Linked DNA regions of Homo sapiens: region 2 is linked to region 1. The links are chromatin loops, found by intact Hi-C in ENCODE. Cell type or tissue: Calu3. All regions are shown on one strand. Links, peaks and the distances in the headings refer to the core of each region. The heading gives the core; the rest is flanking DNA.

Region 1 (5,389 bases), core at 97-5,096:
TTCAAGATCATGAGACTAGCACAGGAAAGACTGGCCCCCGTGATTCAATTACCTCCTCCTGGGTTCCTCCCACAACACATGGGAATTCTGGGAGATATAATTCAAGTTGAGATTTTGGTGGGGACACAGCCAAACCATATCATTCCACCCTTGACCCCTCCAAATCTCATGTCCTCACATTTCAAAACCAATCATGCCTTCCCAACAGTCCCCCAAAGTCTTAACTCATTTCAGCATTAACCCAAAAGTCCACAGTCCAAAGTAGCATCTGAAACAAGGCAAGTCCCTTCTGCCTATGAGCCTATAAAATCAAAAGCAAGCTAGTTACTTCCTAGATACAATTAGGGTACAGGTATTAGGTAAATACAGCCGTTCCAAATGGGATAAATTGGCCAAAACAAAGGGGTTACAGGGCCCATGCAAGTCTGAAATCCAGCAGGGCAGTCAAATCTTAAAGCTCCTTTAAAATGATCTCCTTTGACTCCAGGTCTCACATCCAGGTCATGCTGATGCGAAAGCGGGGTTCACATTGTCTTGGGCAGCTCCACCCCTGTGGCTTTACAGGGTACAGACTCACTCCTCACTGCTTTCACAGGCTGGTGTTGAGTATCTGTGGCTTTTCCAGATGCATAGTGCAAGCTGTCAGTGGATCTACCATTCTGGGATCTGGAGGGCAGTGGCCCTCTTCTCACAGCTCCACTAAGTGGTGCCCCAGTAGGGACCCTGTGTGAGGGCTCTGACCCCACATTTCCCTTCTGCACTGCCCTAGCAAAGTTTCTCCATGAGGGCCCTGCCCCTTCAGTAAACTTTTGCCTGGGCATCCAGGAATTTCCATACATCTTCTGAAACCTAGGCAGAGGTTCTCAAACCTCAATTCTTGACTTCTGTGCACCCACATGCTCAACAGCACACGGAAGCTGCCAAGGCTTGGGGCTTCCACCCTCTGAAGCCACAGCCTGAGCTATACATTGGCCCCTTTCAGCCATGGCTGGAGCAGCTGGGACAGAGGGCACCAAGTCCTTAGGCTGCACAAAGCACAGGGTCCTTGGGCCCAGCCCACTAAACCACTTTTTCCTCCTGGGTCTCTGAGCCTGTGATGGGAGGGGCTGCCGGGAAGTTCACTGACGTGGCCTGGAGATATTTCCCCTATGGTCTTGGGGATTAACATTAGGCTCCTTGCTACTTATGCAAATTTCTGCAGCTGGTTGGAATTTCTCCCCAGAAAATGGGTTTTTCTTTTCTATCACATTGTCAGGCTGCAAATTTTCAAAACTTTTATGCTGTTTCCTTTCTAAAACTAAATGCATTTAACAGCACCCAAGTTACCTCTTGAATGCTTTGCTGCTTAGAAATTTTTTCCACCAGATACCCTAAATCATCTCTCCCAAGTCCAAAGTTCCATAAATCTCTAGGGCAGGGGCAAAATGCTACCAGTCTCTTTGCTAAAACATAACAAGAGTCACCTTTGCTCCAGTTCCCAGTAAGTTTCTCATCTCTTTTTAAGACCACCTCAGCCTGAATTTTATTTTCCATATCACTATCAGCATTTTGGGCAAAGCCATTCAACAAGTCTCTAGGAAGTTGCAAACTTTCCCACATTTTCCTGTCTTTTTCTGAGCCCTTCAATCTGTTCCAACCTTTGCCTGTTACCCAGTTCCAAAGTCACTTCCACATTTTCAGGTATCTTTTCAGCAATGCCCCACTCTACCAGTAACAATTTACTGTATTAGTTCATTTTCACACTGCTGATGAAGACATACCTGAAACTGGGAACAAAAAAAAGGTTTAATTGGACTTACAATTCCACATGGCTGGGGAGGCCTCAGAATCATGGCGGGAGGTGAAAGGCTCTTCTTACATGGTGGTGGCAAGAGAAAATGAGGGAGAAGCAAAAGCAGAAACCCCGAATAAACCCATCAGATCTTGTGAGACTTACTCACTATCATGAGAATAGCACAGGAAAGACCAGCCCCATGATTCAATTACCTCCCCCTAGGTCCTTCCCACAGCACATGGGAATTCTAGGAGATACAATTCAAGTTGAGATTTTGGAGAGGACACAGCCAAACCATATCAGCCCATGATTGTATTTGTGATCTCAATCTCATTTTCTCTGCCTGGATCTTTTCCTTTTTTTCCCCATCCCCCTCAAGGTTTTGAAATGATTTATCTATGTTAAGCTAATCCTCAGTAACATTAGAAGATGGAAACAAGAATCAGAGAAGGAGATAGCCAGGAAGAAATTTACCCAAACTGTAATTATCCTCCTGCCTTTTAAAGGAGTGACTACAGCTGAGAATTTCAACCACTGAGGACAAGAAGGGGAGGGAGGAGATCATCTTTGCTAAGCAAGTCCTTGCTGTGTCCTTCAAAAGCTGCTGCTGCTGCCCCTACAGGAAAGCCATTGAAATGCACACCAATTAGGACCCTGTGATCTGGAAGGAAAGCTCTCCAGAGCACCCCTGGGCAAGGGAGGAGATTGCAGGCACAGCCATTTCAGCCAATGTAAAGCTGTAGCATTATTTCTTTCTAGGGTCTGGGAGAGTGATTCATTATAGAGAATAATAACAGAAACAAGTCTGAGCTACAGAATTAGCATCCACCCCCAGCAGCAGCTTTTGGTTTGTTAGAAACTCTATCCAAGGGAAGGCATAATTCACTTCTAAGCAGCTTGAACTAATATCATTGTTTCTGTCTAGCTTATATATCAACTTCACACTAGAATTAGAGGAGATTATATTTTCTTTTTTTCTCTAGCAAGCCAATCATGACAGGTCTCCCAGTGTCTGAGCATTCTCAGCATGATAAAATGTGTAAGAGTGGAGAAGGATGCACCTTGCATTCTGAGGGTGGTGAGGTTTCCAGATGGTGCTAGGGAGGAGGTGCAGATAATAGCAACACTGGGCTTCTAGCAGAAGACTGTTCACATGCAATGCATGGAAGCTCATCCAAGAAAAGGTAGGCATCCCCTAATTTGACTGGGCAACTCATTAGTGACCCACTCACTGGGAAATTAAAGGAAAACAAATGTATGGTTAATCTGTTACCAATAAAATCTAATAAATAGCCTCTCCACTTTGTCACCTTTGAATTAGAGGTGCAAGTCATGGAAGTGAAAATAGCACACTTGTCAAAACACTCAGTGCTATAGTGACAGGAACGAAATAAATGAGGCTGAGAAAGAGAGTTGCTGGGGCAGCAGTTCAGAAAATCACACTATTTTTTGCTCTTCTATCTCTGCTATGACATAATTTCTCAATGAGGGCTAGTAGAACAAATTTATCCTGAGGTCCTAGTAGAAAGATGTGCATTGAAATCAAATCATGTGCATTCAATTCTGCAAGAAAAAGTCATTCCTTCATTGTATCATTTATGTAATTTATTCATTTGTTGATTATGATTATTACTGATTATTCATTTGCTGATTCAAATATCTATTACACCTTCTAGGTCAAAGACACTGCAGAATATCTGGATACCAAAGAATAACCCTCAGGGACTTTATTCTAGACTAGCAGTTCTTAAATTTTAGCATTCCTCAGAATCACAAGGAGAGATTCTAATTCAAGGTGGCCTGAGGTGAGCCAGGGAATTTGCCTTTATAACACATTCACAGATGATGTCGATACTGTTGTTTGGGGACCACACTTTGAGAACCAATGGTCCACAGCAGTGGTTTTCAATCTTGTCTGCTCATTAAAATCACCCAAGGAGCTATTAAAATTCTTGATGACCAGTCTGCAACTCCAGAACACACAAATCAAAATATCTTGAGTATAACCTAGACACTCATATTTTAAAGGCTTTGAGAACCAGTGGCATTCTGGGAGAGACAGACAAACCAGAAAACCAGCTGGTAGTTATAGTGGAATCAAAGGGCAATGGTGGCACCTGGAAATGAGAGCCTAGGATGATTAGGAAAGACCATTCTGTTGACCTGAAGCAAAAGACAACAAAAATGTCATGAACCATGGAATGAATACTTCAGGTGGAAGAACCAGCAAGTGCAAAGGCCGTAAGACTGGAGAAATTTACATACTTAAGAGATTGAGAATGGGCTAGCATGGGGCTGGATCACCTTGAGTGAACTCCAGAGTTGCCAGGTTGTATCTGTAGAAGTAAGCAGTGATATGGAGACTTGTAGGCCATGACCAAAGTTTGAGGAAGAGTAGGAAGCCATTCACTAATCAGATTTACATTCCAAGAGTGCCCAGGGATGAGCATAAATTAAGAGGAAATGTGGACATCTCTAGGTCTAGAATTAAGTGTTTAAAACAACTTTTTCTAGATCTTCATCTCCTGATGCCTAGATAACATTTTCATCTCAAATGGAGGATGCAAGAAAAGATGAGTGAAGATCGTACTTGGGATAGAGGGAAGGGAGGTGAGTCTCCCATGCCTGGTCTTGAGAGTCCTTTCAATCTTTTCTCCTATACCTGAGCTCTGAACCTTACCATAGAGTGCCTCTCCTCTCTCCACCTTCAATGCTAATAAAATTTCTACCAAGTTCTGAAGGAAGCATTACCTGAAAACCTTAATTTTATTTTGTGGCACTCTGAACCTTTCAGTTTAGATTTCTTGGAGAGGCCTCAGAGAATAAAAATGATCATTATTAGGATGAGAGACTTACAAGGAGAAAGACAAGAAGCTTAAACTCTCAACTCCCAAAAAGGCATACTCAAATCAATGGTGTGAATGAGTTCCAACCCACATTGCCTTCTCAGTATCTAAGCAAAACCAGTGTACACATATACTAAGTGAAATAGGCACAATGAATTATTCAGTTTCTAAGTACTTGCCTATTTAGTGTCTTCAAGCCAATAGAGAAATTCTTTGGAAAGAGAGTAGAGAAGTTCCCCTTGAAGTACAAAGGGAACTTTCAATAATTCCTTGTCCTTTTCTGGCAATGCAGTATCCAACATTTTCAACTGCAATGAACTCTCTAATTTGTTTTTCCACTGGAGCTTTGTACTACTCTACTGGTATGATCAATATTCTTTTCAGATTTGGAATCAAGACCTGAACTTGAGGCTAGTTGTTTGTTGTAGTCAGTTGTTTGACTCCAAGGCATAAAGCTCCACAAATAACTCTATGATTCATGTAGCTGAGATATTAGAAGCTCATCCACATCCTGACACAGACCCCAAACTCCAGCAGTACTGAAACACTGGCTGTTTCCTAAACATTAAAGGGAGAGGGACAGAAACGGGATTCTGCCCCATCTCCCTATTCTGCCCCACCCTCCACAATCACTCTTATTTGTCCTTTAGATATGGTTCATGGTTTAGATTCCTCTAGATACCTTCCCTTGTCCCTTTACACCCCTTCAAGTCAGATAGTTTCCTTCTCAGATTCTCCCTTGTATTGCAAAAACATCCTGTGCCTATGC
Region 2 (5,389 bases), core at 193-5,192, 120 kb before region 1:
TGTTTCAGATCTACATATGTAATGTTATTTTGATTATTTTTAAAATGTATCATCTATTTTCTGAGACCTTGTTATTGCTAACCATGGTTTTAATAATCATAGTATTTTTTCAGAAATGCAATTCTTGTGGCTTGCAAAGGATTACTAAAGATATATAAAACAATCTATTGCTGACCATGTCTATACATATGTGTACAGTCAGCCCACAGTATCTAAAAGGGGAATGGTTCCAGGACCACTGCAGATTACTAAAAGCTGCAGATGATCAAGCCCCTGTATAAAAGGGTGCGGTATTGCATGTAACTAACACACATCCTCTCATATACTTTAAATCATCTTTAGATTGCTTTTAATACCTAATACAATGTAAATGCTATGTAAATAGTTGTTATATTGTATTATTCTATTTGTATTATTTTTATTATTGTATTATTATTTATTTTTATCTTTATATTTTTAATCCTCAGTTGGCTGAATCTGCAGTGGTTGAATCTGGGTTGGCTCAGTTCACAGACCTGAAACCCATGGATATGGAGGCTTGACTGTATCTGTATCTATATTTATGTTTTCTGTATATAAGTAAATATATATATATATATATAACATTAAATGGTCATAAGTCTAAAAGCAAAGCAGGGAAAGGATATAGGGAGTGCTGGAGGGAAACAGTTGTAATTTTACAATGGTCAGGGAAAGTCTCAATGAGGTCACATTACCTAAAGTGAGAAGAGTGAGCCATGTGAATGAATATCTTGAGGAAGAGTTTTTAAGACAGAGAGAACTGTGACTGCGAAGAACTTGATACAGAGGCTGTCTACTGTGTTGAAAGAGGACCAAAGGGGCCACCTTGGTGAGGCAGAGTGAGTGAAAAGATGAGTAGTAGGAGATACCAGAGAGGTCACCCTGGGCCAATTGTACAGGATGCTGTGAGTCACAGTAATGATTTTGGCTTTTACTTGGAGTAAAATGTGAAGCCTCTGGAGAGCTGGGAACAGAGGAATCATATAATTTATCCTACAATTGGATACGATCTCTCTGGCTGCTGTGTGCTCTATAGACTGAATGAGGGATAAGGATAGTATGGGAGAAGGGAGACCATTTGCTTGGCCTTGCAAGAATCTATACAAAAGATGACAAAATCTTACATTTTGAAATTGAAGATATCTAGGTGGTAGCAATGAAGTGGGGAGAAGTGGTAGGATTATGGATTTATATTGAAGGTGCTGCTGAGAGTATTTGCCTACATATTGGATATAAGTGTAATAAAAATAGAGGAGTCAAGGATGACTCCAAGGATTTTGACTTGAATTGCTGGAAGAGCTCTAATAGATCAATTAAACAATAATGAACACCTCAATGACAAAAAGCACCAAAATAGAATTGAAATTTAACAAAGAGTGATTTTTCTTTTTAAGCAGTATTTTCTAGTACACTTTAATTGAGGAAAAGTGCACAAATCATAAGTATACAACTGCAGAAACTTTCACAAACTAAGCAAATACAGCATGTAGCCAGAACCTAGATCAAGAAACAGAACATCACCTGCACTCAAGAAGCACTCCAAAAAGTCATTATTTTTAAAATTAACTCTGTATTTATCTTAAACTTTTTCTAAATAGCAGTTGATGTAGAGCAACAAACCACAGAGCGGAGGAATCTTCAGTAATAAGGGGAAGAAGTATTAAGAAAGTCATCCTGCAATCCTGTAATGGGAATTAGTCACCCGCTTCATCTCATGAAATTCATACTGAAAAGTTCTTTCCTAATAATACAATGTGAGACAGGCAGATGGTAAAAATAGATACATTTTCCTGCATAGGTTTCAGAGTTAGAAAGTTCACAGGAGTTGCTAAAAAGAAAAGAACCCTGAGTTGACAAAAAAAAAAAAAAAAAAAAAAAAAAAAGCTTTTAAAAAGTCAAGTTGAATATACTAAGGTCAAATGATTTTTACTTTTAAAGTAAAATATTATCTAGAAAGGCTGGTAATGATGAGCATCTGAATAAGAAGCTTTAGATGCTGAGACTAAAAACAGAACATGCAACACAGAAACTATGGTTTTCTCAGAAGTTACATATGAAAAAAAAATGAGCCAAATTGGGTGTGTGAGAGGCTGGAGAGAGAAGGACAGGAAAAATAGGAAATAAAATTAAGTTCCTAGGTGACTACTTCAGTCTCCCACACCAAAAAAAAAGTACTTTGGAAATAAAAATCTTACATTTTGAAATTGAAGATATCTTCTGTAGATTCTGAAAATGCAAACTAATTATAGAAATTTTTCATTTCCTTGTTTTGGTAGCATTGAAAATGTTAAGTACATCTAAAAAGTCGCTGTTTTTATATTTGGTTAAAAAAATGGCTGTCAAAACACATTCATGTGACCTTTCAGTCAACGATGGACTGAATACACGATGGTGGAACCATAAGATTATAAGATTATAATACTGTATTTTTACTGTACCTTTTCTATGTTTAGATACACAAATACTTAACCATTGAGTTACAGTTGCCTTCAGTTTTTAGTACAGTAACAAGCTATACAGGTTTGTAGCCTAGGAGCAATAAGCTTTACCATGAAGCCTAGGTATGAAGTGGGCTGTACTATCTAGGTTTGTGTACCTACACTCCATGATGTTTGCACAATGACGCACAATGACGAAATCACCTAATGACACATTTCTCACAGTGTATCCCCATCATTAACTGATCTGTGACTGTAACAGAAATTCAGCATTAGGAAGAGCAAATCTTGATTTCTTTATTTAAAAAAAAACTAAGAAAATTACATGCTACAATTATTATATTGAGATTTTTTATTTTTGTTTATTTATTTTTGCCTCCCAGTACTCATTAGCCCTTCTTTGGGTAAGACACACCTATTTTGTCCCGAGGAAATTATTTATTCCTGATTGTGTACAGTCTGTAAGGGGGAAGTTAAAGTACCTTAAACTCCCTTGACAGCAAATGGACCTGTGCCCCAAAGGAAGTGAATTATGCTCTCTCTCTCTCTCTCTCTGGTATATTAATTGTGAGCTAAGTGACTGAAGACAGTATGTGGTTAATGCTGGTTCATTGAGGAGGTTGCCCACCAAAGACAGTGTCCCTCATTTCCTGAACCTGCCTTCATTCCTGCTGTTTTTGAGATCGGTTCCTCAACTTTTCTTTCACCTCTAGGAGCCACCTTATGTCCTTTAACTTTCTTTTTTTGCCAGAGATAATCAGTTGTTTTCTATATCTTGCAATCAGAGAATACCAACTGATAACATTCTAATACTATTCATCACAGAAAGACTCCCTTTCCAACATTTAACTAGCAATGACAATTTGGCTGAATGTTGAATGAACATTTAGAAGAAGAAGAGGAATTCTTTTTTGCTATTTATTTATTTATTTATTTATTTATTTATTTTTCATTATACTTCAAGTTCTAGGGTACATGTGCACAACGTGCAGGTGTGTTACATAGGAATACATGTGCCATGTTGGTTTGCTGCACCCATCAACTCATCATATACCTTAGGTATTTCTCCTAACGCTATCTCTCCCTCAGCCCCCCACCCCCAAACAGGCCCCGGTGTGTGATGTTCCCCTCCCTGTGTCCATGTGTTCTCATTGTTCAACTCCCACTTATGAGTGAGAACATGCGGTGTTTGGTTTTCTGTCCTTGTGATATTTTGCTCAGAATGATGGCTTCCAGCTGATGAGGAAATATTTTATATTTATAAATAGAAATGTTTTAAGGAAAAATATTAATTAGTGACTTCCTATTTGAGATACATAAATATTTAAGAATAAATTTGATAATTACTAATTTATATGTATACACACGTGTATGGATGTGTGTGTATAGTAAATGCAGCTATGAAGTTTTTCATTTTAAAAAGACTAAAAGCAGTATGAATTATATTGTTTTCATATTGCCACAATTTCTAGAGGGCAAGATCTACCATGCTGTTTATGCATAAGAATTTGATATCTATTCTTTGATGGTGATAAAGGTAGTGAAACTAAACCATAATCCTGCCAGAAAAAATATCCCTGTTGGATGTTTGTGGAGTCTATTTCTTACAATGACTGAAACTTCATAACTATAATATGAAAGTATTTCAAATAACATGCAAGCAGTCATTTAAATTTTTGTTCAAAACAAAACCTTTCTGGGCAAGCATGTGAATTTTGAAGTAAGAGACTTAGGTTCAGACCCTAACTCCTAGCTCTGTAGCAATGAGAAAGTTAATTGTCTGCCCTGGGCCCAAGTTTCCTCAACAGAAAATTGAGAATACTTACCTTATTTCTAAAGTATCCTTGAAAACTATCACTTGATATTATTAATAATTATGTTTATAGATAAAAACTAGTATTTCCAGACACTACTTGTATCAGAAATCAGTTTATAAAATTTGCATGTTTGGAAGATAAACTTCGAAGCAAAAAGATTTTCATATTTAAATTCAAACCATGGCTATCTAGAAGTTGAGATTTTTTTTTTTAAAGAAGAGTTTTTATTTTGGAAATAATTTAGAAAATTACTTATTTCTGATTGGAAAAAAGACATCTGTAAGTATTTAATGCTGACAACACAGGATGCAGCTGTGCAAATATAATTTTTTATCATTCTTCTCAGGCAATATAGAAAAAAAAATTTTAGAACACTAAGAAATGACTAGAAACATTGAAAAGCCAACTAAGGTGCTTTCAATAATTGGCAGACAGCAGATAAATGAGCCTGTGAATTACAGCCAAAGAAAGCCTCCTTCATATTGATTTAAATATATATTGATCTTATTCTGCCCAGAAAAACTACTCTACTTGATATACCTAAATATTCTTGATATCATCTTCCTTAATTTTACAGGCTGTAGTTCTATTACTTTGAGTCTGATACTGTGTCTTTTGATGTCAGTTAACACACTTGACAATTCAAAACCAGAAAACAGAGATATCAGGTATACAAATCATCTAGATATTTTATCTTTAAAAAGCCAACTTAAAAAGACACTCATGCTTGGAATCCTGGATTCCTGAAATTAGGTCTCCAGAAAATGATAATTCTAAATTCTAAACAAACTGTGACCATCAGGCTTTCAAGAATCACCTGAATAAGAGATCTGTTATGTAGAAGGTTTTATATTCAGGAAATCTTCCAACCATTCTAAACTTCATGGTTTATTTTACCCATTTAAGTGATAGTTGTGGCTACATGTTCATATACATTTTATTGCAAAAGCATAATTGTCATCAGATATTTTAGGTATCTTCAGTGGATGTCTACTCACCTTGAGGTATGTTCATGGGTTTATCCAGTCTTCTTTTATTGTTACTGTCCTAATCACCTTTTTAAGAACTAACTTTCTGACACTAGAATGGCCCATATGTTCCATGATGCCAAGA

What was found. A loop is a pair of places that touch in the nucleus more often than their neighbours do. Peaks named below come from ENCODE experiments on the same cell type or tissue, not always from the same donor. Only the 100,000 strongest peaks of a DNase experiment are listed, where the experiment ranks them.
Region 2: a loop joins it to region 1, with 2.0 times the contacts of the local background. A loop is called at or near these places in 6 of 110 quality-filtered maps.

Annotation. Positions count from the first base shown.
Region 1 is chr7:117,990,613-117,996,001 of GRCh38, reverse strand. No RefSeq gene overlaps it. Among named protein-coding and RNA genes, the nearest start is that of CTTNBP2, 120 kb to the right of the region's middle. In Calu3, for the core only: a CTCF peak has its summit at 2,405; a DNase peak (open chromatin) is centred at 2,391.
Region 2 is chr7:118,107,042-118,112,430 of GRCh38, reverse strand. No RefSeq gene overlaps it. Among named protein-coding and RNA genes, the nearest start is that of LSM8, 74 kb to the left of the region's middle. In Calu3, for the core only: no CTCF peak of the experiment used is centred there; a DNase peak (open chromatin) is centred at 2,630.